Regions from separate parts of the Mus musculus genome. Here region 1 is linked to region 2. The links are chromatin loops, found by intact Hi-C in ENCODE. Cell type or tissue: heart. All regions are shown on one strand. Each heading gives the region's core, and the rest is flanking DNA. Links, peaks and the distances in the headings are about the cores only. Region 1 holds the start of Gm38621 (a long non-coding RNA gene). Region 2 overlaps Macrod1 (mono-ADP ribosylhydrolase 1).

Evidence for each region. A loop is a pair of places that touch in the nucleus more often than their neighbours do. Peaks named below come from ENCODE experiments on the same cell type or tissue, not always from the same donor. Only the 100,000 strongest peaks of a DNase experiment are listed, where the experiment ranks them.
Region 1: a loop joins it to region 2, with 1.9 times the contacts of the local background. A loop is called at or near these places in 2 of 42 quality-filtered maps.

What each region holds. Positions count from the first base shown.
Region 1 is chr19:7,115,874-7,132,097 of GRCm38, reverse strand. The region is part of intron 3 of Macrod1 (mono-ADP ribosylhydrolase 1); the gene reads right to left. Gm38621 (a long non-coding RNA gene) reads right to left here and starts at 9,058. Exons shown (of 2, transcript XR_877703.3): 1 at 1-9,058. It also overlaps a transcript of Flrt1 not described here. In heart, for the core only: no CTCF peak of the experiment used is centred there; DNase peaks (open chromatin) are centred at 9,647 and 10,603; H3K4me3 peaks cover 1,023 bases; H3K27ac peaks cover 3,361 bases; H3K27me3 peaks cover 1,850 bases.
Region 2 is chr19:7,183,442-7,199,665 of GRCm38, reverse strand. Macrod1 (mono-ADP ribosylhydrolase 1) reads right to left here. Exons shown (of 11, transcript NM_134147.4): 4 at 14,061-14,090; 5 at 3,136-3,252; 6 at 2,756-2,877; 7 at 2,631-2,661; 8 at 2,442-2,515; 9 at 2,053-2,134; 10 at 1,930-1,964; 11 at 1,604-1,753. The coding sequence ends at 1,960. Otub1 (OTU domain, ubiquitin aldehyde binding 1) reads left to right here. Exons shown (of 7, transcript NM_134150.2): 5 at 1-3; 6 at 100-294; 7 at 427-1,460. The coding sequence ends at 624. Among named protein-coding and RNA genes, the nearest start is that of Otub1, 15 kb to the left of the region's middle. In heart, for the core only: no CTCF peak of the experiment used is centred there; DNase peaks (open chromatin) are centred at 2,755, 2,775, 3,055 and 3,595; H3K4me3 peaks cover 993 bases; H3K27ac peaks cover 185 bases; H3K27me3 peaks cover 1,891 bases.

The DNA of each region.
Region 1 (16,224 bases), core at 5,092-13,091, 70 kb after region 2:
ACCTGGCCTCCCCTGACCTAGGCCTACTCTCAAAATGGCCCTCCCTCCTATAGCCCCTGTGAGGGAAGGTTCCTTACCCTTTATTGGTTGCTGAGGCCCCTCCCATCATTTCAGGACCCTACTTTGGGTCTAAGCCACTCCTTGGGCCCCATCACAGCTTGATATTTAACAGGCATCATCAGTTTTCTTATTCCTGTTTTACAGCAGAGAACTGAGTGCTCAGAGAGGTCAAGCAGCTAATTAAAAGCTACTCAGCTTCTAGACGGTGGAGTCCCAGACAGGCGCAAGCGGGATGTAGGGTGGGGAAGAGGGTATTTGGCCCTCACCTCCTCCACTCTGTCTCTGGGTTCTTGGCCCACTCCTCCAGATGTGAAAGATCTCACACAGCTGTGGTGACACACAGGGAAGAGCCTGAATCTGATGTAGGATTGGAGGGGAACAACCCCCGCCCCTGCTCTCACCTGGCTTTTCCCACAGGTGGTGGGCAACTAGAGGTACCTCCTCGAAGTACTGCTCCACCCCAGCAACAGACCCCTCCCCACTGTCCCACAACATCCTGTCCTCTTCACCTCCTGCTTCAGCCTTCCACAGCCTCAAGTGAGAACCCGAGACCCTCCCCAGATGCCTCAGGACCCTTCTTTCCAGAGGTGGAAGATATGGTTCCTGCAAGGCAGGTGCCGAGGTTCACCTCGCCCTCCTCTCCTCCCTCAGCATCCAGAGCCACACACAACACACTGCAGACTGGCCACAGGTCATTCCTGCTGAATGAGTGAAGCAGTCGGGGTGGGGGTGGGGGTGGGATCGGGGTCTGTGGGCAGCTTTAATTCACTGCTTCAAGGGCTCAGCTGGTCTGCCCAAGTACTCAACAGCATCTCCTGGTGGACACTTACTATCCCGTTTTCCGGAGGGGAAAGCTGAGGCTCTGAGAGGAGGGCAAGGCATACAAGTTTACTTAGCCCAGGCAAATGCTGGCCCTCCCCACCTTCAGGGTCTGGAAGTCTGACCTAGACAAAGTCTGGGATGCTGCTGGTGGTTTATGGTATAAAAGCAGAGGGAATGGCAGCTGTGGGGAGGGAAGAAGAGGGACAGCCGGGCTGCACAAGCACCCGTTGGCCACTCTGTTTGACAGTGGGTGGAGAGGGGCTTGCTCCAAGGAAGCGGGGTTACCAGACTGAGTAAATGAAACACGAGACACCAAACAGTGACATTTCAAGGGTGAAACCTGTGTCTGTGTGTGTGTCATGTTTACCTCATCTAATGTGTAGGACAGGCTAGGCTAAAAAGTTGTTTGTCTGAAATATTTATGTAAACACATTCCTATATTTTAATCTGTCCAATCTCCAAGGAAGGGGTACAAAGTATCCAGAAGGTGGTAAGAGCCAGTCTGTGACGAGGGTGACGGTGTACTTGCTGTATATCTGGGGGAACCAAGGCTCAGAGCAGGTGGGTACTGGTACGAGCAGGGCACAGCCATGCAGCCTCGCTGTGTGCTGCCTCAGTGTGGTCCCGAGACATGCTCCCCGGCCTCTGTCCCCGTCTGCAGTGAGTTGCCCTGTACCCTGCTATCCTCCCTCACTGCCTGCTTGAGGCTCACTTCCTCATGGGGAGTGAGTTTTCACAGCTGGGTTATCACCTCCTAAAAATAGGGCTGAGTGATGGATGGAAGCCGTCGTCAGCTGCAGTCACGTGGAGCGGGTAGGAAGCAGGGGTGGGTGGGTGGCAGGGTGGGGGACCCAAAGTCCCAGTGCCCATAATCTGGGGTGACACTCAGACTTGCAGGGTCTGGGTCATGCTTTGAGTGTTAGAAGCTGGTCTGTCCTGAGGTCTTCAAAATGCTCAGAACCAGCTGGAACCACCAACCACAAGGGTGGCTACTCATTTGCCACCAGGTGTCTGGTCAGGCAGTGGGATTTATCTATGTCTGGACGGGGCCCAGATGTGGTCAGTGGCAGAAGCCATCCTTGTTGGAGAGGCATCTGAGAACAGAACGGCTGCATTGCTCCTTAGCTCCTTAGCTGAGTCCTGGTCTTAGAACCCCCTAGGCCCCATTTCTTTTTCGATACAGGATCTCTTGTAGCCCAGGTTGGCTTCAGACTCACATGTAACCAAGGCAAGCACTGCACCATCTGAGCTACACTGGTGATCCAGGCATTGAGGTGAGGGTAAGGAGTGTTGTTCACAGGGTAAACGTGCCACTCTCAGGACAGACATCTGTCCACCAAGACCAGATCAATGGGCACACTCAGTAGCCGTCACATTCACAAAGGGACACAAATACACTACCACATGTCCTTCCCCCTTAGTCCCTGGATGCACTTTCAACATCCAAGCTTAGGTCTCGGGGGTCACCTAGCAATGTGACAGCCCAGGGAGTACCCACAAATAGAAGACCTGGCTGGGCTCTTGGCTTCTGAGGTCTCTTTAGCCGTGTCCCAAGAAAAGTGATGACAGAACACATGTTTGGACTCCTAGGGGCTGTGGCCTGCTGCTAGGGACTGTGGCCGGCTGCTCGATGCACCTTGACGGTGCCCCTTTCCAAGACCATCCTGAGGCTGGACCCTCCCTGTCTCTCAGATGTGATATCAGGCACAGGGAAGTGGAAGGCCCTGAGTCCCAGGCCCCTTCCACAGCCATGCCCAGCAGTGGTGGCTTTGGCCACAGAGTATCTCTGCTTCCTGCCCTTTGACCCTGTTAGCATCGAGCCCCTGCCCACAGCCCTGCATGGCCCTGCCTGGTGGCTGCACTCATCGGAGAGGCAGCTGCAGAATTACAATATTAAATGCAGCCACACTGAAACACCGCCTCGATCCAATTACGTGAGGAAACAAGAGGAGCCGCTTAGGCTAATCTGGTTATTCCGCCCTGGCTAGTCCTCCAAGCCACGGAGAAACCGAGAGGGGAGCTGCCTGGGTGGGCTCAGCCTGGGGGTCTAAGAGGTAGGCGCACTCTGTCCCTATGCAGAGACAAGGGCCTTTCCTTATCCTCTGACCATTGCTGCAACAGCAATGCCAGTCCCTAGTGCACATGCACCTCACGGGGAAGGGAGACAGCTCCACATTCAGGGATGCCAGAGTTAATCTGAAGGGGCTGCTTCAGAAAGGGTGACTGAGGAGGCAGCAGATGGTGACTTTGGGCAGAGGCCAGCTTGAGGACAAGGAGCTGGATGGCTGGGGAGTGTCCTGGTGGAGGGACCAGCAGGCACCAAGTGGGGACAGATGTGTCAAGTTCCAGAAGATAAAAGAAAGCCAAGGTGTGGAGTGGGGGTGGTGACCAGATGGGGGACCCCGGTGAAGACTGGTTCTGTTCTAAGGTAAGGGTGAACTGGGATTCGATTCAGGTTCCTAGAGGCCAACTGGCTGACTGCTGTGTGGGCAGCCTTGAGCAGCGCAGACCACTGTGTGTGTGCTGGTTTGGGGGTTGGGGAGTAGGGGAGAGGCCTTGGCTTGCATCCTACCCCGGTAACCGACTCACGGACCTGACATGGGACACAATTCCGCCTCCTCCGCCATGCCTCCCCTAGCTGCTGGTACCTCTGAGAGTTAGACAGGGAGGGTTAGGCTTTCTGGGGGGTCTTTGGTAAGGAGGAGATGATGGGAGGGAAAGTTAAGCTGAGACCAGTGTACATAGGACAGCCGATGGTGGAGACAAGATACTACAGCATACAGTAAGAGGATGGGCTGGAGTCGGAGAGGAGGGCAGGAGGTGGACAAGATAGAGGGGCCCTAACATCTCTGGAGAAGAGGAATGGATGGATGGTGGAGTGGTTAGGGTTAGGGAGGTAGAGTGGAGGGGGGTACATCCCTTTGGAGGTAAAGTCAGGCCTGAGAACCACCAGGGCCCCAGGAAGGAGAAGTAGACAGTGTGTGTGTGTGTGTGTGTGTGTGTGTGTGTGTGGACAGAATTTCCTGGGAAGAGCTAAACTGGCCTGGGTCCACATCTGCAGACATCCCTGAGCAGTCTAATTCCCTACTCTGAGCCCAAGATTGGTTTCTTTATAAGCTTGGTTCAATTTCATCTTTTAAGTCTTTCTTGGGGGGAGGGGGGGTTCGAGACAGGGTTTCTCTGTGTAGCCCTGGCTGTCCTGGAACTTACTCTGTAGACCAGGCTGGCCTCGAACTCAGAAATCCGCCTGCCTCTTGCCTCCCTAGGGCTGGGATTAAAGGTGTGCACCACCACTGCCCGGCTCATCTTTTAAGTCTTAAAAACAAACCACCACTACATTTATTTGTTTGTTTGTTTATTCATTTATTTGTTTACTTATTCATTTATTTGCTTACTTATTTGTGTGTGTGTGTTTGTGGGTGCACACGCGCGCACATGCCTTGGCACATGAGTGGAGGTTATAGGACAGCATGTGATAATTGTTTCCCTCCTTCCACCATATGGCCCAGGGATTGCAGACAGGCTGTCAGTCTTGATGACAAGCACACTTACTTGCTGAGCCATCTTACCATACCAGCCCCGTTTTTAAAAATTTTATTTATTTATGTATTTATTTATTTATTTTGGTGGAGCTGGGGATGGAACCCAGAGCCTCCCGCAGGCTTGACAAATGCTGCATAGCCATTAAAGTCATTTGAAACCTAAACTGCTTAACCAACCCCTAGCATCCACAGGGGATGGTTCTAGGCTGCCCCTTTCCTGAGGTACCAGATCCCGCAGAAACCGGAGCTCTTTGTATGTATAAACTGTTAAGGTATTCCCACACAGCCCACCAGTATACTTCTGTATACTTTAAATCGTGTTTGGATTCTTTCTAATTCCTAATACAATGCAAATGCTATGTAAATTCCTGTTACACTGTATTGTTTATGGAATAATGACAAGAAAAAAGTCCTTGCTTGTTAGGCACAGGCATAGTTTTATTGTTCACAGCCTACAGACAGCCCCCACCCATGTACTTTTGACCCAAGCTTGGTTTGAATGTGCAGATATAGAACCTATGGGTGTGGAGGGCTGGCTATCACTCTCAGACCATCAGACTTACCCCTTGGGGCTGGAGGGAAGGCTCAATGATTAACAGTGCCTGCTGCTCTCCCAGAGGGCTGGAGTTCAGTTCCCAGCACCCATCCATCCCCGTGGCTCTCAACCTCCTGGAGCTCCAGCTTCAGGGAAGCTGACGCCCTCATCTGCTTTCCCCAGACATCTGCACTTACATGGCATTTGCACAGAGACAGACAGACAGACAGACAGACAGACACACACACACACACACATGCACACCTTTTAAATTTTAGAATTCAGTAGATTCTTACGTATTCATAGTTGTAAAAAAATATTATGCCTGATTCTAGATTATTAAAGGCAAGTGCTCTATCAACTAAGCTACATCCCTAGAGTTTTTCTGTCATACAAGAAGCAGCACCAGCTTTATTATCTATAAATGAAGACAAAAATTTGAGTCAAAGGACCCTGTGAAAGCTGCCTGATAGGGACCTGCATGGTGTGTGGCACACAGCTGATGTTGAGCAGGGATCAAGTGTAGGATAGAGGAACACAGTCCTTGCACTACAGTTTTTGCCTGTATGACCCTCCAGGATGCCCCCTCTTTAAGTGCCCATTCTATAGATGTATACTATTAAGGACCCTAGAAGCAGGTGTTGGGAAACAGGAGGCAGGAGAGAGGAGGTGGGGAGAGAAGAAGGTCTCTGGTGATTCCCATATGGCTTTGAGAGCCAGCTGCTGCTCAGGGGAAAGACAGGTGGCCACAACAGGCAAATTCTGGCAGCAAGAACTCTGGTCCCCAGTGAGGGCTGGGGCACCTTAAGGGGACCCCCAACAACCCTGAAGCCCCCTGCACTGGGTCACAATTAGGTGTTATTATTAAGGTTCAAGGTCGGTCTTTCCCATGTGATCACTCCCCCTTCCTCTTTCCATAAGGTCTCTCTGTCTAGCCTTGGCTCCCCTGGAACTTGCTACATAGACCAGACTGGACTCAAACTCAAAGAGGTCCACCTTCTTCTTCTTCCTGAGTGCTGGGATTAAGCCCAAACACCCTTCTTTATCATTTAAAATCTATCATGGATGGAGATGTGGCTCAGTGATAGATACTAGCATGTGCAAAGCCACAGGCTCTGTCCACACATCACACAAAATAAACATACAAAGAATGAAGTCACCAAGAGTTACTCGATCCCTAGTTGTGCAATGGTTGGGACACTCGGTGACATCGTGGTACTGTGGTTCTGTAGCCTGGCCTGGCCAGACCCTCCTGACAGGGTTGGCAGAATGTCAAGAATGGCCCAAGACAGGTCTTGGCCTTCCAAGGGTTCTGCCTGATACATGGGGTTCTGTGAGCACGGGTGTGATTGTCAGAGCAGGTGGTTGTGGTTGCTGGCCACAGAGGAGAGGGACAAGGCAGGTGGAGACAGGACAGGAGGAGATTGTTCAGCTGGCAGTCCATAAATGCTTTTCCACTTGGCCTGAGCAGGTGAGGTGAGGCCAGAGCCAGGTCTGGGAGATCAACCACATGGCATCCCACCCACCAAAGTCCCCAGCCAAGGAGGACCTCCCCCTAACAGCTGCCTTGGAGAATTTCAGGGTGGCAAGGGAAAGGCAGGGAGCTGAGACCCAGGGACTGGATGGCCAGGGCTTTGCAGTGTTCTGCACCTCTGAACTGGCACTTCCACCCGCTGCCTCCCAAATGGCCGCACCATCTCCACAGCTGATCAATAAATTGGTCATGTGTGGCGCCACGACAACCAGCTCACACAATTAGATTAAGAAGTGTGAGGCTTCCGTGCTGAACAGAGACACAGATGGCAGGCTGGGGCATGCAGGAAGGTCGGACCAGGGCCTGACACGTGAGGATGAGGACTGATGCCCCAGCCCATGGCGGTACTACTGGTGGGAAGAGGGTAGCAGAGCCCTGGGGTTGTGGGGAGTCCTTCTCAGCCAGTAGACACGAGACAGGACAATTTGGGAAATCCTTAGGCAAGATGAAAGGCTAGGAGTCTGGCTCGAGGATGCCCAGACAGCTTGGCCACCAGAGGCTTTGGGTCATTGTGAACTGATAGTTGGATGTGAACTTCCAAGGTTGGAAGCTGGGGCGAGGCTGAGGTGGATGGACATCTACTTCTTGGTGCTATGCCTGATGAGACTCCAGTGTGCTGCCCTCCTCTACCCTGTGGGGACATGTTGATGTGTGTGGCATGTTGACATGTCACTACCCACAGAGCTTCTCTCTAAAAGGAACCTGAAGCATTTCTGCACTTGACACGTGAGACAAGTGAGACATGGATGATGCTGTAAGCAGGGTAATCGAGACCATAGAGGGAAGACGGGAATCAGCACCAGGCATATTGGAGGCCAAGGACACATGCTAATTATGGGAACCTTAAGGGTGGAAGAGGACGAGGCTGCAGTGAGGAGACACTACCCTGCTCACCTCTGTATCCAGCACTTGCCGGGGGTGGCCACATCAGCTGAGACCAGGTCTGGGGTCAGTAGCACATACCTCCAGGGGTTATACGGCATCATCCCTCTGTAAGCATCATCTCACTGTACAGCATCATCCACTGTATAGCATCATCCCACTGTAAGCATCATCTCACTGTACAGCATCATCCCACTGTAAGCATCATCCCACTGTAAGCATCATCTCACTGTACAGCATCATCCACTGTACAGCATCATCCCATTGTAAGCATCATCTCACTGTACAGCATCATCCCACTGTAAGCATCATCCACTGTACAGCATCATCCACTGTACAGCATCATCCCATTGTAAGCATCATCTCACTGTACAGCATCATCCATCCCACTGTAAGCATCATCCACTGTACAGCATCATCCACTGTACAGCATCATCCCACTGTAAGCATCATCTCACTGTACAGCATCATCCACTGTACAGCATCATCCCATTGTAAGCATCATCTCACTGTACAGCATCATCCCACTGTAAGCATCATCCACTGTACAGCATCATCCACTGTACAGCATCATCCACTGTACAGCATCATCCATCCCACTGTAAGCATCATCCACTGTACAGCATCATCCACTGTACAGCATCATCCACTGTACAGCATCATCTCACTGTACAGCATCATCCCACTGTAAGCATCATCTCACTGTACAGCATCATCCCACTGTAAGCATCATCTCACTGTACAGCATCATCCACTGTACAGCATCATCTCACTGTACAGCATCATCCACTGTACAGCATCATCCCACTGTACAGCATCATCCCACTGTAAGCATCATCTCACTGTACAGCATCATCCCACTGTAAGCATCATCTCACTGTACAGCATCATCCCACTGTAAGCATCATCTCACTGTACAGCATCATCCCACTGTAAGCATCATCTCACTGTACAGCATCATCCACTGTACAGCATCATCTCACTGTAAGCGTCATCTCACTGTACAGCATCATCCACTGTATAGCATCATCCCATTGTAAGCATCATCTCACTGTACAGCATCATCCACTGTACAGCATCATCCCACTGTAAGCATCATCTCACTGTAAGCATCATCTCGCTGTACAGCATCATCTCTGTAAGCATCATCCCACTGTAAGCATCATCTCGCTGTACAGCATCATCTCTGTAAGCATCATCCACTGTACAGCATCATCCCACTCTAAGTATCATCCACTATATGGCATCATCCCACTGTAAGCATCATACATTGTATGACATCATCCCTCTGTATAGCAAACAAACTGCACTCAGAGAGGAGAGAGGACAACATTGGCAAAAAAGGGGGCCGAGTGAGTATCAGGATTTGAACTGCAGCCTGAGGACTCCAGCCGCCTGGGTTTCCCACTCCCTTCGAATCTGCCTGTTATATTTCTGTAAGCACTGCAAATCCTTCAGAGTCGAGCCGGGAATAAATAAACACGCACATAAGTAAATAATGAGAGGCTGCTGGGAGATGCTGACACGAGGTCAGTGCTGGGACTTGCTGTCCTGATCCAAGTGGGAGACAGTGTAGGGCGTGGCACACCAGCTTGCCCCTCTAGGTCAAGGCTGGGGCAGCAGTAGCTGCCATACACTGATGCGATGCTGGGAAGGCATGGTCTGGGGGTGGGGGTGGGGCAGGGGTGGGGGTGGCAGCTGAGCTGGCTGGCAGGGCCTCAGCCAGCTCTTCACCATGAGCTAGCTTCTCATTTCTCCGTTCCAATGCAAATGTGTTGACACATTAATCTCTCCACCCCTATGAGCACACCACACCACGCCGGCAGGATTAGCTTTGCACTTGTAAGGGACAGGGCTGAGCCCCCAGCCTAGAGCAAGCAGGGCCTTGATAGGCACAGAGCATGGCATGAATGAGGAATGAAACCAGACTCAGGGTGACTGAAGAAACGACCCAAGAGGTCTTGGGGATGGTTAGAGATCCCCCAAGAATACAGAGAAGGGTGTCTTGGCCCTGATGGCTTCATCCTGGATGTGTGTGTGTGAGGCCAGTGCTGGCCAGTGCAAGCAGCCCCCGGCTCTGCCATCCCCTGCCTGGAGCCTTGTTTATGGAGCTGCTGAAGGAGGTAAGGCCAGATGGAGGAGACCAGAGCCTATCCCCACCCGACATACAGGAGTGTGCCTGTTGTGTGCACTTGGCTTCCTGGGCCTCCCACTGCCTGCTGCTCTCAGCTCTTGCAGGCCTGGGGCAGTGCAGCCCAGGACTCAGCCTCCGAAGGTGACATGGCTATTTCTGGGCCTGGATCTCTGCCAACAGTAGCAGGAACATGCCAGAGAGAGGGCACTGGGGAAGATGCTGCTCAGAGAGAGCCCCCCCCCCCGCCTTCTTCCTGTCCCCTCATCTGAACAGGAGCTGGGGAGGTAGAGGGCTGTACACCTGCCCCCTCCCTGAACTTCTCTTTTTATATCTGTAATATGGGTGGGCAGTGCCCACTTGGGGAAGTACTAGAAGGGACCCAACAAATGGCAGAGGATGAGAATAGCTTGTCCCATCCTCAGGGATACTAGCACTCTTCCAACCCCCTTTGGGAAGAACAAAGGCTGCTGAGCCGTGCCCATAAAGGAGAAGCCCTGGCAGGAAGCAAGCCCAGAGGATTGTGGGAGAGTCATGGACATGCGTATCAGAACACTCCATGTTTCAGTCCCAGCTCCCCTCATCCAGCCTGTTTATGCAGTGACACTGTTCCCATTATGCAGATGGGAACATGGAGGTTCACGGTTTCCATCTCTTGCTTGAGTTCCCTGGCATGGCAATGGGATTCAAGCCTCTCTAGCTTTCAGGCCATGGGGAGCATTGGGGGGTACTTGGCAGATAGAAGCTGGAAGGTCAGGTGGAGCCTCCAAGATTGTTGGGGACTCATGTAGGAAGCAGGTGGGCTGAGCGGGCCCCACTGGCAGGGGAGAAGCCACCCGGGAAGGCTGGGAGGCCCCGGTAGAGGCAGTGCTGATTCTGTCCTGTTCAATTTTAAACCGAAGTGCAAACAAGCCCCAGTTCCCGACGCTCTTGCCCAAATCAAATTGGTGCTATGATTTCTCTGCGGGCGGCGGGCAGCCTTCCGGAGAGGAATGGGGAGGCTGGCATGGGGTGTGAGCCAGCAGGGACGAGGCCATTTGTCTGGGGCAGCCGGCTTGGCTGGCCGGGATCTTCCACCCAAATTAAATTTTGACCCAGCTCATAAATCTTCCTCCAAGTCCCTCCCCCGCCAGTAGCTGTTGCATGGCCTCACTGGGATCAGGGACGGTGCTGTCCTCTCCTCCCCAGTGGCTGTTGGGCTGAAGGGCTTGCCTGTTCAGAGGAGTGAGAGTGTGGCCTACAGACAGACTCTGAGACTCCCAGGCCACACTGACCGCTGGGGCCAGCAAAGGGCTTGGCCTGGATGTCCAGAGTGGGAACTCAGTGCTGAGTCGGATCCAGCGGGGCCCCTCCCAGCAATTGGGGTTTATTGATGTGTGTGACTGTACATATGAAGGCCAGGAGTCACCCTTGCGTGTCATACCTCAGGCCTTTGAGACAGTCTGTCTTCACCTCCAAGCACAAGGATAAGAAAGATCTGCCACCACACCCTGCTTTTTAAGTCTGGGGAGGAAACTCAGGTCCTGATGCTTGAGAGGGAAGCCTTTTCTGCTAAGCCCAAGGTCTCATGACATGGCCAGGCTTCGGTTTCCTCTGCAGTGCACATAGTTGGGATACAGGGAGAATGAGATGAGGCCCTGGGGACCATAGAAGCTATCTCTGCTCAGGAGGAGGAGGCTCAGGTCTCCTTCCTGTCCTGTACATGGTGAGTGTCCTTGTGACCTGTCTGCTAGAAGAGAGTAGTGAAGGACCCCTCTGGGTGCTAGGACTGGGGGTTGGCACTCTGTCTTCTGCTAGGTCTGTAGCTGAGGTAGTGTGGACCATGTGTACCCCAGGACTCAGCAATGCATACCCCCAGAGCCTATGTTCTCTATACAGGGGCAAGAGTGAAGCTCTGGAGGTATCCCAGGTCTGCCATCAGTCACACACACACACACACACACACACACACACACACACACACACACACACACATTGATATACTCCCTCTCAGGACCTTGTACATAGTGTGACTTCATGATTACAATCAGTCGCTGTGCTGTGAGGTACTGCTATAGACACTGAGTTCAAACTTTATCTTTTGCCCCAGGCCCTTTGCACATGCGGCTATGTTGCATTAGGGGTGTTTTGCCCTCTCCCTGCAGCCTCGTGTTCCCTGCTGACTCCTGCTCCTGCCCAGGGATGGCAGAGAGTGTGCAACAATGTTTAAGAAGAAAGGAATGTTCTTACACTCATAGCTCCAAGGTCTCAACACCCAGATCAACCCAGGCCACTGGAGGGACAGCCATGCTAACCCATTTTCATTGCCCCTGGCACCCTCGTGGCTTCTGTGTGTGTGTACTAAGGACAGAGGTAGTCACCAGCCCTATCTGGCCCTCAGAAGAGGTCACAAAGTTCTTATTTTTTAGTTGACAATGTACACTAGAGACACTAACCTGGGAGGTGACCCTTCCCCTGACGTCCACATCTCCAGTGCTCCCCCATCCTCCTTCTGCAGAGCTGCTCACAGAGCACTTCCTCCAACTATCCAGTCCCCACACAGCAACCCCACACAGTCTGCCGGGGCTGCCATAGTGATCTATACCTCAAATGTGGGTTTGTTGTTCTCTGTGGCGTGCAATTAACATCCCCACCAGTAAACGATACAGTCATATTTCACCTGCACCCTAACATGGACCACGAAGGCATCAAAATAAATAATGGTGCAGTTAAGCGGGGCCTGGGATTTGCTCTCTCGCAGAAGCACACCTGCACCACATACGCCCCATACCCCCCCATTCACTGCTGTTCCCTTGGGGTCCCTGATGGTAACTAGATCAAGGCTCATCACTATGCCTTCTATCTTGCTACCGCCTACCCGACTAACCTGTGCTGTACTCACAAACCATCCTTCCCCTCGGAGCTCCTGGTCAGGACAGCAGCTTAGGGCCCAGGACAAAGGAGGGAGCCCCAACCTGTGTCTTGTCTTTAACTATAAAGGTCATGTTTCCTGGGAGTCTGGAGGTGCTGGTGGGGCTTGTACCTCCCATCATGCTCCATCACTTTCCACTATCACTCAGCATCCTTCCATGCCCCACCCCCAACCATGCCCCATCATCCCCACTCCCACCCAGAGTGCTAGGCTGGGGCCCGGCTCTCAGATGTGGTGTTCTTCAGGCCTTTGAGATCATGAAGTGGACATAGCTCTTGCTAGCATCACTGTCTGCCCACCCCAGCCACCTTGCAGAGCATGCCAGCGACTCCTGAGCCTGTCATTTTCTCCTTTTCCATGGGCTCTGTTACCTGTACAGCTATCTGATGTCTGCCCTTGGAGGCCATAAACTCTGTGGAGCTTGAACAGGACTCCTTATGGACCCTGCTCCTAGACACCAGGACGTGGCTGTGGGTTACATATACCTAATTGACAGTGGGTAGTAGGACACGCAGCCCAGGACTGCCTGCTCTATATCCTGGTAGTCTTCAGTGTCCCCCACCCCCGTTTCTGGAGGTGGCAGAGGTAGAAAAACTGGACTAGGTTGGATTGGCTCAAGAGTGATGCTGGTGGCTGGGTACAATGTGACCAGTCCCTCGGGGGTGGGCAGCCTGAGAGTTCCAGAACCAGCAGTGCATGTCCTGTCTCCCACCATTACCTCTTGCCCTGTCCTTCCCTCACTTCATGGCCCCAGGGACTCCGTTACTCAGAAAGTGCTTGGCACAAATTAAGTTGAACTGCCTGGGGACCAAGTGGCTCAGGTGAATGGATAAAAAGTCACCCCTGCCTTCCCTGGGGAGGAACCAGGTAGGTACCTGGGGGAAGAGTAACCAGGAGATGGAGAGATGTGTGTGCGTCACTTCACAAAGCTCGGCTGCTAGGTGGGGCCAGGGTAGAGGGTGGGGAAAGGGACCGCCTCCGGACAAAGGGACCCTGGCATGGCTGTCCTGGGAGCTTCAGGTTCTCTGGGAATTGGTAACCTGAATCTCACCTGCCCCTGCTGGGTTTCCAACATGGCCGTCAGAACCTCCACAGCAGGTCAGTCCTGGCCACATGCACTCTGCCCCCCTGCCTCATTTGAGTTTTCCAGCAAGGTTGTGTGACAAGTCACTGATTTGTGTCTGAGCTGCTTTGTTGGTGAAATGGGGACAAGGGGACTGGAGACATGGTTCACAGAACTGACTCTCATCTCCAGAACCCACATAACAAACAACCACCACAACAGAGACAAACGAACCTCGGGGCTGGAGAGGCAGAGATAGGTGGATGACTGGGGCTCCCTGGCCAGGAGTCTGGAAAACCACTGAGAGTTCCAGGCTAGTGAGGGAGCCCATCTCAAACAGAAAAAGTGGATGGCCCTTGAGGAATTATACCTGCTCTCAGCAGGCTTCAAGCAGGGCAGTGAGCTCCAGCCTTGCCCCCTCCACTGAACCCCCTGCTTTCAGCCTGCAGGGAACCCTAGCTGCTGGTTTCCCTATCTGTAACGGAAACATCATCATGCTCTAAAATAGGACTTGAAGACGGGTGTGGCCCTAGGCAGGGCAAGCCCCTCCCCTGGCTGCTCTGGCTTCCCTGGACTTCTCTCTCTCACTCATGCTAACCCCCAGCTCTTAGGTGCGCCCAGTGACATCCTGAGTGCCTGGCCACTCGCACAAGATAGGGGCATGGAGCCGGAAGTGGCCATGAGGATGCTGCTGAGACAGGGGATGAGCTCCGGTGTCTGTACCGGCTTACAGAGGGACAAATGATAAGGTTGCTGGCATCAACCCTGCCCTGTGTGACCTGGGGCAGGACACATACTTAACCTCTCTGAGCCTTGGCTGCACCCCTATGAAACAGAAAACTTAAACCAGGCACTGGCTTTAGGTTGTTGTTGTTGTTGTTTATTTTTGGGTTTTATTTGTTTGTTTGATTTTGAGACAGGGTTTCTCTGTATAGTCCTGGCTGTCCTAGAACTCGTTGTATATCCAGGCTGGACTTGAACTCAGAGATCTGCCTGCCTCTTCCTCCCAAGTGCTGGGATCAAAGGTGTTGAGCCACCACCGCCTGACATCTATTTTCATTTTTTGAAACAAGGTCTCATGTAGCCTAAGCTGGTCTTAAAGTTGCCATGGGTCATCCTAAACTCCTGTTCCTCTTGCCTTGAGGTCCCAGATGCTGGGGTTACAGATGTGCCGCCACACCTGGTTTGTGTAGTTCCAGAGTTTGTGTCAGGCAAACGCTCTACAGGCTGAGTTAACCCCCAGGCCCCTAGTGGGTGTGGTAAAGTTTACTATCTTCCAGGGCAACAGCATGCCTGGGGCCCATCAGTCCTGCCACCCTAGCCCTGCTGGGGGCTGAGGCTCCTTCCCTGCCTGCTTCCCACACCCCAGGCTTCCAGTCCCAGTTAGGTCTGGAGCCCAGGATAGGAGCTGAGAAAGTGCAAGCCAAATCCAGGCTAGCATTGCTGGCCGGTGGAACTGGAGCCCTCGTGGCCCCTGGAAACGAGTGTACAGTGTGTTTCCTGTCTGGGAGCCTAATCGTCAGCGGTTATTTACCGTTACGTTTCCTAGTGGGTAGGAAAGCCACAAATAAGTAAATTCGGGCAGCAGGGTACAATTATTGAGCCCAGTGCTTTATTTCCCAGCCCGGCCCTCGGCAGATCGATGGTAATTTATGACGAGGCCCCTGAGGGAGGGAAGGCTGCAAAATAACCACCTTGCCGCTCATCACCCAACCTGGGCAGCTGTGCCTGCTCACAGGTGGCTAAGGCCCTGGGGACTGGGAAGGGGAGCCTTGGGAGGAGGGGACTTGATACACAGCTGGGAGCATTGCTGGGGGGAGGGGGGCTGCCAGTAGCCCAAGCACTGGGCAGCCCAGGCCTCATGCCTGGCCCGCAAGCAGATCCCTATTCAGTGGTAGAGGCAGCACCAGGCTGAAATAGGGGTGGGGTGCACCACTGACTGAGTCCCCAGGAAATAGTTTGGGTTCATCTTGGGTAGGGTTGGCAGAAACATAGTCTGAGACAAAGATTAGCAACTGAGTTCTTGGGAAAGCCCTTAAGTAAGAGGAAGCAGAGTAGGGGAAGGACATTGCTCCAGGCCAGGGACTCAGCACCTCAGGGCAGGGCAGTCTCAGTCATTGGTCCTAGGCTGTAGCTTGCTCTAAGGACAATGAGGGGATAGGAATGGGACTGGGAGTAGGGGTAGCCTACTGTGTAACAGCAGACACGGTACCATGCGAGAGAGATTCTGATTTTATCGTGGTCCATGTATTGCCAGGTCTCTTGCCATTATCATTTCAATCTCCACTCCAGGGACATTAGGATGCTAAACTGGGGCTTGGGGTGAGTGACGTGTGAGAGCTGGGGCTAATGCCATGTGAGGCTGAGATGGGGGTCAGACCACAGGATGTTCACCACTTCCTGTGGGGACATGGCATCCCTAGCACATGCTCCTAGGGTGGCACTGGTGGCTTGAAATGTGGAGCCTGCTGGGCCTGCTTTATAAACCATCCATGACCCTGGAATACCTTGTCCATCACTGAAAAGGAAAACTGGTGTTCAGAGATAGCAATATGCTCATCTTAAGGAGCCCCAAGAGTGAGGCCATTCTCCTGACAGCGAATGGGATCAAGGGATTGCTCAAATCATCCAGTGATTTGGGGCTGACTCTTCATTCTGCCAACTCTTTGCAAGGCCCCAGGCCTCTCAGGGACCTCAAAAAGAAAAATAAAATCTGTAGGTTCCCTCCACGGAGGTCACTGTGC
Region 2 (16,224 bases), core at 2,678-10,677:
ACGGTGAGTGAGCCCACCAGTTTCAGGCTGGGTTAATGTATGGTAAGGGTGGCCTGTTGCCATCTTCCTCATCTTACCTTTTGTCCCTGGGTGGGGCAGTTCATGGACCTTATCGAGCAGGTGGAGAAGCAGACCTCAGTAGCTGACCTGCTGGCCTCCTTCAATGACCAGAGCACCTCAGACTACCTTGTGGTCTACCTGCGACTGCTCACCTCAGGCTACCTACAGCGGGAGAGCAAGTTCTTCGAGCACTTCATCGAGGGTGGCCGGACTGTTAAGGAGTTCTGCCAGCAGGTGCCACCTCCTCTCTCACTCTGCTTTGGGGCCCTCCTTTTCTCTTTTGTGTCAGGGTGGGGCATGCCAGGGTGAGCTGTGGGACCTGGGGGAGGGATCCTGGGACAGGCCTGACCTGCCCCTGTGCCACAGGAGGTGGAACCCATGTGCAAGGAGAGCGACCACATCCACATCATAGCCCTGGCCCAGGCCCTCAGTGTGTCCATCCAAGTGGAGTACATGGACCGCGGCGAGGGCGGCACCACCAACCCACACGTCTTCCCCGAGGGCTCCGAGCCCAAGGTCTACCTTCTCTACCGACCTGGACACTACGATATCCTCTACAAATAGGACCGGCTGGCCTGTTGTGCCCCGCCTGCCTCCCCTGCCAGGCGCTAGACATGTACAGAGGGTTTTCTTTCTTTCTCTTCTTTTTCTTTTTTTTTTTTTTTTTTTTTTGTGTGTGGTTGTAAATGGTCATATTTCACTCCTCCCTTCTCCTGTCATAGAACCTTCCATGTTTTATTAAAGGGGATGCTGGTGGTGAGCCCGAGTGTGCGCTTCCCTGCTCTGCCGCCCTTCCCTACCTGCCCGCTGGCTGCCTTGTGTCTGGCTGTCCCTTTCCCGAGGATGGGTCCCCAGCTTTCCAACCATCTACCCCAAGCATTCCTGCCAAGAGAAGTTGGAAGGGACCAGGCCTCTGTGGGCCCCTTCTGGTTCCTTGGAGTTCTGCTCCCATAGGCCTGCCCTTTCTTCCTTAGCCTCCCAAGGGTTTCTGTGGGAACTTGACCAGAGGTCTCAAGCCACCCATACAAAGCACTTACAGACTTGCTGTTCTGGCCAGGGCCCCAGATACAACTCTCTGCCAACCTTCAAGGGCCTGCATGATTGAGGAGTACTGGGGTGAGAGATTCATGGGAGGAGGCTGGCCTAGAGTGGGTGGAGCAGCTAGGCATCCTCTGGGCCCTGGAGGAGCTGACCTGGTGTGAGAGAGACACTCTAGTAGAGCTTGCCTGTCCCCTGTTCCCCAGAGCCCCTGCCTGTGCCTGCTCTGCACCCCCTTTGCTTGGGCCATATCTGCATTACCTGCCTTCTCCTCCCCACCCCCAGCACATGTGGGGTCTCAGCCCAGGCTGTGAGCTCCTTGGGGGCAGGCCCTCAATAAATGTGAAGTGCTGCTGCCGCTGCCTCTGCTGTCTGGCCCATGCATCTACCCTCCTGGCTCACCCAGGGCTGTTGTAGCCTCTTGAAGCAAGATGTCCAAGACACCACCCCTACCAGGGGCTACCTTGGGGGGTGGGGGGAGGAGAACCCAGCCAGACCCAGACAGTGAGGGCTGAGCCAGACAGCTTTATTAGGAGGCTTCTGAAAGGCAGGGCTGAAGGAAAGGACAGAACCCTGTGATGGCCAGGCTGGAACAAGCTGTAGGCTTCTGAGACCTCTCAAAGCTGGGAACGAATTCCTACAGGCCCGGGTGGGTCTGAGGGCAGAGCAGATAGGTTAAAGGGAATTGAGGACTTCTGAAAGCCCCAGGGTCCCCCCCCTGCCTTCACCACCCCACTGCATGGAGGTAAGCGATAGCAGATTGAGCGGGTGTTAGAGGTCCAGGTTAGTAGTGTAGCGCGGCCACACAGTACTGGGCCAGGCCCTGCTTACCAGTCCTGTTCAGGGTGGGATGTGGGAACCTCAGGCTGGAAGGCAGAGGACAGTGAGAGATGCCCCGGGGCATTGGGGGAGGGGTAGGCTGGCCTGGGGTGGCCAGGAGAAAAGGGCACATACCTACTGGGAAATAATGGGGAAGGCGCTCCCGGTAAATGCCCTCGTCCTTCTCCAGGAACACACAGATGATGAGCCGATCCACCTGTGCCAGGGAGACTTGCTCAGCTTGGGCTAGGCCTCCACTGGCCTCTCAGTGCTGGTACTGTGTGCTCCCCCAAATGCACCTGCCCTTGCGGGGTCTCTACCATGGGTACCACAGGAGATTGGAGAATTCACTGTGCCATTTATAGAAGGGGTTCAGACTGCACACTCACCCCTTCCCATCTCTGTCTCACAACAAATACGCCTGGCCTAGGGAGTGGGCTGGGGGAGGGCAGGTACTGACCCGCCACAGCTCAGCGCTAGGCACCCAGGCTTCAGCCTCACTGCCAACCTCTGTCAGGTCTCACCTTGTCCTTGTGCTGCTCCAGCCATTCCCGCAGCGAAGCCAGCACTACTTCTGCAGCCTCCTCATTGGGGTAGCCTGAGGGCAGGGTCTGGTGAGTCCACATCTGGCCCCGCCCCACCCCACCCACCTCCTCGATGAAAGGCGGGGGAGGAGCCACTGCCCACACCAGGCCTGGCTTTTCCAGACTCACCAAACACGCCTGTGGAGATGCACGGGAAAGCCTAGGGAAGAGAGGGCAAGATGACATGGGGACTTGGTTACTTGGTGCCTTCCCTGATGACCCTGACCCTGACCCTGCCGCCAGTTGACTCTTACCACTGAGCGCAGCCGGTGCTCCAGCAGCAGGTCCAGGCTGCTCAAGTAGCAGCTGCGGAGCTCGGCCGCCTGGCTGGCAGTGGGTTGGCCCACGGCGATGGGCCCCACCGTGTGGATGACATCTAGGATAGGGTGACAGTTTCAATCATTCTCTCATGCTGTCTCGCTAGAAGGACCTCACCCTTGCAGCACACACTGTGACCGCCCACCCACGTCACTGCTAGGTAGTGAAAGACCTTGACATTGCCCTCTCACTCTCCTCTCTGCTGTAACTCCAGCCATTTGCCAACTGCTATCTTGAGTGTCAGAGGGGCCAGGCCCTTACACTTAACGTTAAGACACCCCCTTGTGACTGTGGGCAGTTCCCCTCGAACACTCACACTTGGCTGGCAGCCGATAGCCGCAAGTGATCTTGGCTTTGCCGGTCTCGCAGTTCTGTAGGGTGCGGCATTCGTCCGTGAGCAGGGATCCCGCGGCCCGATGAATGCAGCCGTCCACTGCAGGGGACCGGGAGAAATGAGCTGTCGGGTTCCCTGCATCCCTGAAGAATCAGGCATGCATGACAACCCAATCCCAAGAGACTCCAAGGCTATGCACTGGCCCACTTGGCATCACAAAGTTCTCTCCAAGGCTGCTCTTGTCGCCCCTTGTTTCACATTTAGGGAAACTGAGGCTGCAAGGAGTTGCAGTGAACCCTGGAGCGAAGAGACACGGGGCGACCGGCAGGGGGCGCGCCTGGCCCACCCACTTGCTTCTCTGTCCGGTCCGAGCCGTCCGGAGGTCACTCAGATCTAAGAATCTGGTGGGATCCCAAAGCCCACCTTTTGATTAGGCCGCTTCAAAATCCAAGCCTCAATTAATCCCGTCTGAGGAGCCGAGGCCACCTAGTTCCAAATGACAGGTCCAATCCTGCGCCTGAGCCTAGGGTTTCCAACTCCTTCCCATGGGACCAGGCCTCTCAGGTGTCTATCAAACCCTGCTGGGGCAACTAGCAGACTCGTCAGCATTAGCCATCCTGCTTAACTAAGGTCAGGCTTGTTTATCCAAGGGAGGCTCTTGGGATTCTCTGTGACCCTGGGGATCCAGACCCAGATAAACAACTCCTAACGCTGCTATATTCCAGAGCCAGCAGAAGCCCAGAGGCAACTCTGCTGCTCACCCAAGAACCATGTAGCTTTGCCCAAACAGGTTGAGGCAAGTACTGGTTTGCCCCTGTCTGCTCTACCAGGATCTCAACTGCAAAATGTGGACAGTGCCCCCTGAGATGGCAGGGCTGATGGAGCCCAGGCCTATCCTTGAGAAAGTCTACTGCCTGGCATCTGGATGCACTGGCATAAAGCAAGCAAAACAAACAAATAAACAAACAAAAAATTCTGACTCCATTTTACAGACTCCTAACCCTTTCTTTCCTGCATCCTGCCCAGGATGGGGCGCCACCAACTGGACACCCCTCTCTTCTGTTTCCTGTTTCCAATTACACCTAATTTTCAACTTTCCTCAGAGCTGGCACTGGGGTGGTTTCCCAGAGTTGGAGAACCCTGGGAATGGCTCAGGGCAGGGTATTTCAGGCCCCCTGCTCTCCTCGGCAGGATTCTGCAGAGTGGGTGCTGAGTCCTGAGCCTGGGTGAAGCCTGGAGTTCCCAGGACTCGCAGTGTATCTGTTCTGGGTGGGATGTCCCAGAGGACCCAGCACTGGACAGAACAGCAGTGGCAGGGAAGGTGAGCAGCCTGAGTGACCCAGGGCTCATCACTACTTCTCTGGGTCTAACAGAGGCCCACCTCATAGGATGTTAGAAAAAATAAATGTTGCAGGGTAGGGTAGTGCCAGGGACAGAACCCAGGGCACACATCCCACCGATGAGCTATATACCTCAGTGCTAAGTAAATTGACCTTTTTTCTTTTTTCTCATATTTGTTGTGTTTTGGTTTTTATTTGAGCCATATGATCTTGTGTAGCTTGGGCTAGCCTCAATTTAAACTTAAACCCCTAACCTTCCGGCCTCCACTCTGAGCTAGGGGAGTTCACCACTATACCAGGCTCTGGTTCTTTTTATTCTATCTTCTTTCTTCCTTTTCTTTCTTTCTTCCTCTTTCTTTCTTTCTTTCTTTCTTTCTTTCTTTCTTTCTTTCTTTCTTTCTTTCTTTCTTTCTTTTTTTTTTGTTTTTTGTTTTTTTTGTTTTGTTTTGTTTTGTTTTGTTTTTGTTTTTTCAAGACAGGGTTTCTCTGTATCCCTGGCTGTCCTGGAACTCACTTTGTAGACCAGACTGGCCTTGAACTCAGAAATCCGCCTGCCTCTGCCTCCCGAGTGCTGGGATTAAGTGCTGGGCGTGCACTACCATGCCCGGCTTCTTATTTATTTTATTTCTTAGATTTGTCCATGTTACCTTATGTGTGTGACTGTGTTGCCTACGTGCATGTATGTTCACTGTGTCTAGGATCCTCCTGAAACTGGGATTACAGAGAGTTGGGAGCCACCATGTGGTGTCTAGGAATTGTGTCTGGGTTCTCTTCAAGAGCAACAAGTGTCCTTGGCCCCTGAAGTCAGACTCTAATTCTTGTTAGCTGAGCAGTATTGGGCTTGATCAGGTACAAAGTGATTTAGCCCCTATCATAACAGACAGTGTATGGCATGGCGAGTCTGTGGTGAGGTGAGGGAGTCGTGTAAGGTGAGCACTGGGATTTGAGGAGGTGACATTCCTGGAACCTACCGGCCCTGGCTATCAGTCTCAGCCCCTTGGCACTCCACTACCTGCTATTCCAGTGTGAAGTGTCCTGCAGGAGACCTTGGCTGGCTACAGGGTCGTGTGGAAATACAGACCCTGCTCAAAGGAACAAGTCTGCAGTTAGTCCTTTGAGGCTAGCCTGGGGAAGTGAGGGCACAGAGGACTGGCACAGGAGTCCTCTACCAACTTTTAGAATAGGACTTGGACCTCCTGACTGTGACCAAAACCAAAGATGAGGCCCTGGCCAACACATTTGTGTTACCCTTCCCCAAACAGGTCTCAGATGCCTGGCCCCACTTCCTCACCCAACCCTCCCACCCTCCTCTGGATGTCCACTGTCAAGACCTGTCTCCCTACCACCCGTGATGTCCATCCCATAGTAGCTGGCTTCTCACCAGGGAAGAATGCAGTGACTTTAATCCCAACAGTTGGGAGGCAGAGGTCAGTTAGACTAAATGGTAAAGTCCTTTCTCACCAAACACCAAGGCCTGCAGCTCAGTCTAAGCCTGGTCAACACCCTCCTGTCTACTTGGTCCGATATGAGCATCCTTCCATTGTGGTGGAGCTGGTCAGCCTCCATCCCTTCCCGTTGGACCTCCTTGCAGTAAACACCTTGGGGTGCTGAGCCAGACCCATAGATTGTCTTGTTGGAGCCTCACACCCCACTCAGGAGGTGCTGCCAACCCCTTCTTTATAGAAGATGCTGAGGCATGGCTAGTAAAACTTGGCATAGATCACACACTAAACATCGAAGGCTCAGAGACTCTACTGGGACCATGATGTGGCTGCTTTTGCCACCCCCACCCCCAGTGTGCCAGTGCTTATCTGCCTCTGGCAACTGATTCTGTCATATTTTGTCTCCCTGCCCTCCCTCTTTACCCCTGCAGCCTGGTATCTATTCTCTCTCTGAACCAATACATCCCCCAGAAGAGTATCTGGCCTGGGGCCCCTCATCTCTCTGGTCTGTGCGGCTCATCCATAGGGCTGTATACTACTGCCACCCACCAAGCTGCTCTCAGACACTAGCTGTCTCCTCCCTGGCCACTCTGGGCTCTTCTGTCCCAGGCCTCTCCTCTACTGCTGCCCTCCCTAATCCCTACATCTCACTGAACCCCAGCCCCTTGCCTTCCTGTCTAGTCAGTCCCCCAAAGCCTGGGAGATGCTAAGGGACAACCTACTGGTAACTGTGGGCAGACCTGACAGTCAGTTTGGGACTCAGAAGACTCCTCCCTCCCTGTCCCAGCACAGCTCTCCCAGCAAGCAGGGGGAATGGGGCTGGTAGGAGCTATCTCATGGCAGGGGGAAAGGGCTGGACCCTGACCCTCTGCAGACCAGCCAAGGCAAACTCCGGTGGGGACTACTCCAGTAAGGCACTGAGGACTGTTGGCTTCTATTTAGGGTGCTGTAATATTCATGAAGGGAAGATTAGATATTTAAATTTATTCAGCAATAAATGTGTCTCAGTGGGGGAGCATTCCTCATGCTAAACAAACAAGCGAGCAGGGGCTAATTAATTATTTACAGGAACAAGAGGAGCCAGTAGCCTAGGGGACTCAGAGGGCAGTTGTACCCATGCCAAAGGGTCAGCTATCCCCATTCCCTTCTACCACTCTATGGAGCTGGCCCTGTCACATCCTCTACTGGGATTTCTCTCTCCCAAAATTCAGGCTAAAGATTGCTGGTAACTTTGGGCTAGTTATTCAATCTCTCTGAATCTCAGGGCCTAGGTATCCAAAGATCTGTAGGGAACATTGATTTAGGCCAGGAGGCAGCTGGCAGGTAGGCAACCAAAAGCCAGAGGAGTCAACAACTTTCCAAGATCTCACAGCTGGAAGTGGAGCAGAAGCCAAGGTCTCTACTGCTAGGCCCTGTCTCACAAGAAGTGGAGGCAAAGGTTCAGAGAGGCACAGCCATGAGCAAGAGAGGATTCTGGGTAGCTCCCACCTCTGCCCTGCCCATCCTGGAATAGGGATCCAGTTTGTAGAGTGACAGCCCACCTGGCCTTGGGGACACAGGCAAGGAGCTTGCCAAGACAAGTTCCCCTTTCTGGGCTCTTCCACCTTGTCTCCAAGGTGCAGTCTCTGTACCTGTTTCCTTGGCTGTCAGGAAGCCCTTGTTGCTTGGTGTGGGCTTGGGAAGAGGCTGCTCCTTTGTCTATCACGCTGTCACACTCACAGCCAAGGGCAGAGACCTGAGCACTGCGGCACTGTTCTAGGACGACAGGCTGGGGTGGGGGCGGGGCAAGGGCAGGGACTCTCTGTCTAAGAAGGTATAGGGGACCTCTCCCCATCTGGACATTCAGTCCTGCATGGACTCTGACCTGAGGACAGCTCACAGCAGCCACACCTTGGTGCAGCATACAGCTGCCAGCCAGACCCTGTGCACTGGTCCTTGTCCATTTCCTTCTCAGAAGAACAGCTTGGCTGAACAGATGGGGAGCTGAGTCCACTGGACTAAGGCGCTGAGGCAGATTCCTGAACTGCTGACCTTTGGACTCCCCCCTCCACGAGGGCTAAGACCATCCACTGAGTCCTGGGACCTTTCTCTTCTGGCTTGCCCCACACTCTCTTCCTCTTTCTGGATAGAACTTGTGAACAGAGATACTGATGTTGCCCGGTTAGAACCCAAACAGCCAACTTCTGGCCCTTCATTTCCCAGACAGCCCTCCTTCGATGTCTGCTCAACACAAGACCTGTACAGGGCCCAGGGAAGGACACAGAGCCCACCCTCCCGAGGCTGCATCCTGGAGGTGCCGAGGAGGGTGGGCGCCCCGGGGAGAAGATGGATGGACGACATCACTGTGATGTGATCTGACATTCATTACGGGGTGAGATCAGCTCCTTAAATGGGGATTTGAAAACATTAGGGCTTCATTATGTACACAACCACGGGCCTCATTCATCATGCACAGCACTCGAGTTATTAAAGATCCTCGGCAGCCGTGTGCAGGGCCTGGTGGCATCCTGCCTACTGGGGGCAGGGCATGAGTGCAGTGGCCATGAGGCAGGGAGCAGAGATGCTGAAGGAAGATAATTCTCACACCCCTTACTCATGGAAGGCCAGTTGCTAGGAAGGGTAGGGTGCCTCAGTTTCCTCATCTGCAAAATGAAGCTGCAGAGAGACTCCAGTGTCACTCAGGGGGAGGAGCTACCCAGGGCACTGTTCTCCTAGTGATGGTCAGGAAGTGGAAGCTGGTGACCTAGGGCCTCTGCCTGGGTAAGGAAAGACCTATCACACTCGGCTCATGAAACCTTTTGTGGCTCACACCAATCCACAATATGAAAACTTCAACTGTGACAGCAAGTCACTGGCCCTGGGAAGCTATACACTGTACCCTGTAGCGAACATGTAATGGGGAAGCCACAGACCAGTCCTGTGTGTCACACTACCAGGGAAGAGGCAACAGGGCTGACATGAGAAGATGGAACGGGACAGGAGGTGGGAGGTTTGTGAATACATCCATTCAGTGGTCCAAAATGTCCCGCTAGCATGGGATATTGTACTGGAGCCCTGGGTAATAGAACATACTGGGAGGGACCAAAGAGAGTCCCAGCCTGTAAATCTGGGGGCAGACGTGCAGGACTGCAGTCCTAGGGGCAGGAACTGTGGGTAAGGCACCTAGGAATCACCCTAACGCCTGTGCCTAGCCAGTTGTGAAGAACACCCTCAGCTTGCATCTAGCCTTTTTTTTTTTTTTTTTTTTTTTTTTTTTTTTTTTTGGTTTTTGGTTTTTGGTTTTTGGTTTTTCAAGACAGGGTTTCTCTGTGTAGCCCTGGCTGTCCTGGAACTCACTCTGTAGATCAGGCTGGCCTTGAACTCAGAAATCTGCTTGCCTCTGCCTCCCAAGTGCTGGGAATAAAGGCATGCGCCACTGCCCGGATGCCTTGTTTTGTTTTGTTTTGTTTTGTCTTTTTGAGATTTAAAAAAAAAATATATATATATATGTGAGTACACTCTCACTGTCTTCAAATACACCAGAAGAGAGCATTGGACCCAATTACAGATGGTTGTGAGCCACCATGTGGCTGTTGGCAACTGAACACAGGACCTCTTAACCACTGAGCCATCTCTCCAGCCCCCAGCACGTAGCCATTTTTGAGGGTCCCTCTTTGTGCTAAAGCTGCACCCCTACTCTTGCAGATAGGCCCAGGCTCAACACTGAGTCCAGCAAGCTTCCTGGCTCTTGGGAGTTCTCAAGCTACCTGCTGCTTTTGAGTCCCACAGGTGGCCAAAGAGGGGTGGGGCAACTTCACACACCCTGGCTTCCGGAGCACTGGAGCACCGACCGACCAACCGCGGCCCACAGGCTGTGGAGGTTAAGTTCTCCACTGAGTCAGGCTACCATTCATCAGGGCAGCAGTGCCAGCTTTCCCAGAGGCCACGGAAACAATCACAGATTAGCAGCAGTGATGGCAGCTAGCTGCTTGCAAAGAATTGACAGGAAGGCCAGGCTGGGTCCCATACTCAAAGGCCTTGCTAATCCTCGCAGAAACAAAGGAAAGCGAGGGGAAAAGAAAGCAGAGGGAAGAGCGGTAGAAAAGGATGGGTGAGCCAAAGGGACAGAGATCCGGGCAGATAGAAAGGAGCCACTGAGAGGCCCGGTGAGCCGCTGAAGTGTGAGCTTGCCACAGTGTACTCATACATATCCTGTGTGAGGGGAGAGGACGCAGGCTGCACACACAAGTATGAGGCTATGGCCGAGCACAGCGGCAGTTGACAAGTGTGCTCCCAACACGTGCTGTCCACCTGTGCCTGTGCCATCAGTGGTCCTGATGGTGCACATGGGGCAGACAGATCTTGAATAGTTGTCAAGGGTGACAGAATACTGAGGATGGTTCAAGATAGAGATGACATGTGCTAGGCTCTCCATCCCTAGATTTTGGGGTGTGGCCAGCAGGAGCTATTGTCAGGTAGGACTCTGGGCAGGAGGGCGGAGGAGCAGCAGCAGGTACAAAGGTCCCATGCCAGGGGATGGCTGGAAGGATGCACCACCATCCTGGCCTCTCCCAGCATGTGGTGCTGGGATATGGCTGTAGGGGTGAGGCAGTGCAGGGTGGCCCGGGAGCCGATGTGTGAACAGATAGGTAGGACCCTCAGTTCCTGTAGCTTCATGGGGGGCTGATAACACGTGAGGCCCAAGCAGGGGTAGAGGGTGAGGACAAGGGCTCCTTCCCCCTTCCCAGCCTGCCTTGCCCTCCTGCCAAGGACCTGTCTGACCCCAACCGCTGGCTCCCAGTGTTGGCCCTTTGGGGCGCTGGTTGGCTGGGGCAGAGATGGCAGCCATGGCGGCAGAGGCGGCGGCCCTGAATTTATCTGTCACTAAGACTTGGCCATGGCAGGCGCAGTCATGATTTAGATGAATAATTGAAACGCTCCGATACATTTATTATCCCTTTAGTGCAAAAGTGGCAGAGAAAGACGAGGGGTAATTGAAAAAGAACGCACAAATCTCCCCGAGAAAGCCGGCTCCTCATCGCCAAGTAAACATCTCAGTGCTAATAAACAGTTGAGGCGCTTGGGCCTTGTCGATCCCTATCCTGATTTAGGACCCGCCTCCCTCCTTACCATACAATAGGAGAGTGTTTCAGACATCTTTTTATTGAGCCAATAACTGGCTTTCCACAGGGAGATAGGGCAGAGGCATGGGAAGAGAGTGGCCCAGGTAGTCACCAGCTCCACCAGGAGACTAGGACTTCCCCAGGCCATCAGGTCATCGTCCCTCATATCTCTCCATCCTGCTAGCCTGCTAAACTCCTATTCAGTCTTCAAGGCCCAAGTCCCAGCATCCTTTGCTTGAGAAACCTACTTCTAAATTGGGCCGCTTGACTGCAGAGCAAAGCCCTGAGTACCCACGGACCCTCAGCCCTGGGCAGACACACGGAGAGCATAGAGTCTGCCCCGCTTGTGCTAGCTGAGCAGAGGTCACCGTGAGGGGCTCCAGAGCTCAGTGTCCTAGGTCCTGACCTTCTCAGGAAAGACATCCTGGTGGTAGAGCACTGAGCACTGTACAGTCTGAGGGCCCAGAGCTAGGGACAAGAGCTTGGTAGCATGTCTGCTGGTCTGTGGCTGACATTACAAGGCTTCTCCAGGGCCATCCTGAGAGGAGGACAGATAAGGGCAGGTAGAGACCTGAGCTCTTACAGGAAGAACTTCAGGCCCCCACGATCGGTCCCAGGGTCTTCCTGGGGTCAGGGTTGGTGATGGGGTGACAGATGTGTCATATGTGAAGGGGTATGTCCGGGTAACTGGCAGGCTGCATTTCAACTTCAGATGCCAGGCCCGCCAGGCTCTGCCTCCTCCCTCCACGGCCCTGTCCTGCACTTCCACCTGCCCCAATTTCCTTAGCAGGGCTGTATCCCAGGCCTAGCTGCAGAGGCTCCATAAATCTTAGCTGCATTTAGATGAAAGGCCGGACTTCCTCCAGGGTCACTGCTCCACCCATCTCCTTATCACCCAGCCTCCCCGCACCTCTAAGGCTGAAAAGGGAGCCAGAGCACCCCATGGCTTAAGGCAGCACCAGGATGCCTGCAAGCCACCCCTCTGCCTAGCCTACTTCTGCCTGCTACCCTCAGGGGCGAGTCCCTCCCTTCATGGGAGAGTGTTCAGGCCCATATCCTGGCAATTCCTTTCCTTTTGAGGGACAGACAGAAGGCAGTGAAGGTAGTGATGAGGAATTGTCACATGGTAGAAGTGGGGGTGGTTCTCAGAAAACAACTACAGTAGAGTGAAAGCCAGGGTGAGGACTGCAGGCTGCAGCCTCCGCCAGTACTCAGGGTGGGTCCCTCTGGGAAACCCGTATTCAAGTAAAGGCTTGTAAGAGGGGATGATGCCCTCGGGAAAAGCACATCCCTACCCCCCACACACGGAAGGATGGGAGAACAGCTGGTGCAGTGTGCCTCTCCTGCCACCCACAGTACCCAGGCCCTGAGGCGAGTGTACCTAACCCAGTGCAGGGAGGCAGGTGTGGTTGTGGGGAAGGCCTGGAGTGCAGGGAGGCTGAGAGGTGGCTGGTCCTTCTGAGCCACAGTGAGGGCCTTAGATGGGATTCTCATGGACGTGAGGGTTTTGAGCGGGTCAAGAATGGCAAGCTGGAGCAGGGCGTGGTGGCGCACGCCTCTAATTCAGCAGAGGCAGAGGGAGGTGGATTTCAAAGTTCGAGGCCAGCCTGGTCTACAAAGTGAGTTCCAGGACAGCCAGGGCTACACAGAGAAACGCTGTCTCGAAAACAAAACAAAACAAAACAAAAACACAAAAAAAGAATAGCAAGCTGGAAAGCCCACATTCGTCCTCCATCTCTGCCTTCCCGAGAGGAAATGCTAACACCTTAGCTCCTCCCAAGGTTTCTGTTCTCGTTGCTCTTCAGGTCTCTGGGCTGCCATCTGAGGCCTCTGGCCAGCTGAGGCTCTTCAATACCCTGCTCCCTTCATCTTGGGGCCTTTCTGTCTGTTCCCTCCACTCAGGACACTCTTCCCACCTCTCCTCACCAGTCCAGGCCCCACTTTCCTTCCTGAAATTTTCCCGGTGTTCATGCTGAGCCCTGATGTACCTGGGACCTCCCACTATCCTGTCGTGGCTGGTCTGTCAGTGTCCAGCTCACAGCTCTGTGCACACAGGAGAGCACCGAGTGAGGAATGAATAGGTGTGGGAAGGGTACTGTGGTTAGAGTGTGGTGTCACCAACCACAGAGGGACCTGTTCCTCTTAAAGGTCAGGCTTGTAAAGAGGCCCCCAAGGGCCTATAGATGAGCACCAAACCCCCATCCTGGGAAGCGGTGACCTCCACGGGGACAGCTAGAGGAGAGTGGGGAGGGAAGGCATCCTCAGTCACAAACAGCCCCCTGCATCCTGGCTGGTCACCGACAGCTCTTAGTGCGTGCTTATTTATTCCTGACCTTCGCTGCCCCTTTTATTTTTCCCCCTTTTAAAACCTGGCCTGGGCCCCGCCACCGCTGCCGTAAACATGGCCCCCGGGATTTATCCCGCGGCGCATTAACCCCTGCCCCGTGGCTCACCAATCATCCTGCCGCCACTGCGCAGACAGTGGCTGCCCGGCAGCTGGGGGCTGAGGGGCTGAGTGGGTGGTGGGAGGCTGGTTGAGGCAGATGTGGGGCCACAGGGCTGCCCCTCTCGAGGCACCTGCTGCACTGGCCTTTGTCCCCTTGTCACTCACCCGTTCCCTACCTGGTGCTGTAGCGCTGGTCTGAGATACTACCTGGCAGACACCTGGGGTTTTTGAGTGCCGAGATGGATGAGGTGCAGAGACAGTGGAAAAGCTGAGGACAATTAGCAAGGAGCTTTCAAAGGCCCAGCCGGCATCAGGCACAGAGTGAGGCTTTGTCTACCAGCCCCCAGCCTCCAGCTCCAGCGTGTTCAGGTACAAGCCGGGAGGGAGGCTTGAGTTCAGGTGTGTCAGGGGTGGGGGTGGGGAGGTTACCCTACAGAGGAGCCAGGCCTCTAGCTTTATCAATGAATACACCAGAGGGGACTGACTGAAATTGTAGGGACCTGAAGAAGGAAACAGGAGACCCATACCCCACCCCCACTCCACCCTTACAGGAGACTCAGGAAGGTCTAGTACTCACCCCCTCCGCCTCCAAGCAGGGAGCTGTTGGCTGCAAGACAGAGAAAGAGAGAGACAAAGTCAGGTAAGTGCAGTGCGGGAGGGGTCAAAGGCACGGGCTACATGGGGTAGAGGGACAGTCAGGCAGCTGGGAGCAGGGAGCCTGGGTCCGAGACTCTGGGTATAGGATACTCAGCCCTTTGTGCAAGAGCCAATGATGGGGGTTGGGGAGCTCCTAACGGGGCCTGAGCTTATAGGGGATCAGGAAGTGGGCACAAGCAAGGCTACCCCTGACCACCCAGAAGGAGCAGTACACAGGGTTACAGCATGTATGTGCAGGTCAGAGGACAACTGGCAGGAGTTGGTTCTCTCCTTCCACAAAGTGGATCCCGTGGTTGGACTTCAGGCTGTCAGGCTTAGTGGCAGACGCCTTTGTTCACTGAACAATCTTGATGCCCTCTGCCCCCCCACCTCCACACTGTGCTTTTTTTCTGATATAGGGTTTCTCTGTGTAGCCCTGGCTGTCCTGAAACTCTCTTTGTGGACCAGGCTGGCCTTGAACTCAGAGATCCACCTGCCTTCACTGGGATTAAAGGCTCGTGCCCCCACTGCCCAGCCTCACCCCCTTTATTTTTTAAAGACAGAGTTTCCTGAATTCTAGACTGGCTTCAATTCACTATGTACAGGGGATGGCTCTGTAGTGCTCCTGCCTCCACTGGAATTATGGGTGTTTACTCCCGGCCTGTATTCTGCCTGCTCTCCTTCACAGCGTTTCTTGAGACCCGGAAGTGTCCAGCCTTCAGCATAGGTATGGGGAGGCCAGAGCATGGTCCTGACCCTCATGGCCCACAGGCTGCCTAGTTGGAGGCCACCAAGAAGGAAGTGCTCATGGGGCACGGTGGCACATACTTTTTTTTTTTTTTTTTTTTTTTTTTTTTTTTTTGAGACAGGGTTTCTCTGTATAGCCCTGGCTGTCCTGGAACTCACTTTGTAGACCAGGCTGGCCTCGAACTCAGAAATCCACCTGCCTCTGCCTCCCAAGTGCTGGGATTAAAGGCGTGCACCATCACGCCCGGCAGCACACACTCTTAATCCAGCTCTCAGGAGGCAGAGGCACATGGATCTCTGAATCCGAGGCCAGGCTGGTCTACTTAGTGAGCTCCAGGACAGTGAGGACTAAGTAGAGACCCTGACTAAAAACACCAAAGAGAAGAAGGCAGCGTGTGTGCAGAAGGCCACAGAGTCTGGAATATGTGGTGGAGGGAAGCCACACTGTGGGCCTTGTCAAAAGTCTGAGTGCCAGCCAGCACCCACTGAGCAGGGCAGCCTGGCCCCAGGCCTCTGTTTCCAATGTAAACTGGGAAAAATACCCCAGCTCACAGGGTTGGGGTGAAGGTCCTGAAAAAGGAGTCAGTTCTGGCCTGGCTATAGGAGAGTGCCCTGCTTTCTGCCTGGTGTGGAGGGGACCCTCCTCAGGCAGAGTGGGCCTGACAGCCATCATGGCTACCACTTTCCCCAGGTAGCCATAGCCATCCTTCTCTGCCCAGCTGAATGCCCCTCCTGCCTTACCACGTGGCCCTGTGGCTGACGATAGGTAAGGGGGACTGGCAGCCCCTCTTCTAGAATGCTAGGGCTGTGCTGATCATTGCTCCTGCTCAGCCTGGAGTCCCCTTCTAGCCACAAGGTCTACATCCCTAAGAAATCCCAGTGCCAACCAGACCAGGAGTTAGGGGAGGCCACAGGTTCCCCAGACCTGGTTGCTGCCCAGGTTAGAGGCCCAGGGAGCCTGACTCCCAGGCTGGGCCTTCAGCACCTCCCAGGGTTGACTCTTACCTCACCTTCCTGGGCTTTCTGCTTTAGGGTTAGGGGCCAGACTGTGGCCCAGGGCTTTTTTTGCGGAAGCTATGGATGCTGTTAAGTGGTGTCGGGGTGGCTCGCAGTGGCTGGTCTCCCAGACCTGACAGCTCCTCGCTTGGGGAATAATTAATTCCACAGCCTGAAAACCCGGGGCTGCAAGTTGCCACGTTACTTTCGAGATTAATACAAGCAGCTAATTAAGATGGAGAGGCAAGGAGCGGCCGGGAGCTCCTAGAACTAAGTGGAGGCCATGGGAACGAAGAAGGAGCTAGCTGAGCATGTAGGCAAGCAACCTGGGAGACACTACCGGGTAAGAGGTCAGCCACCAA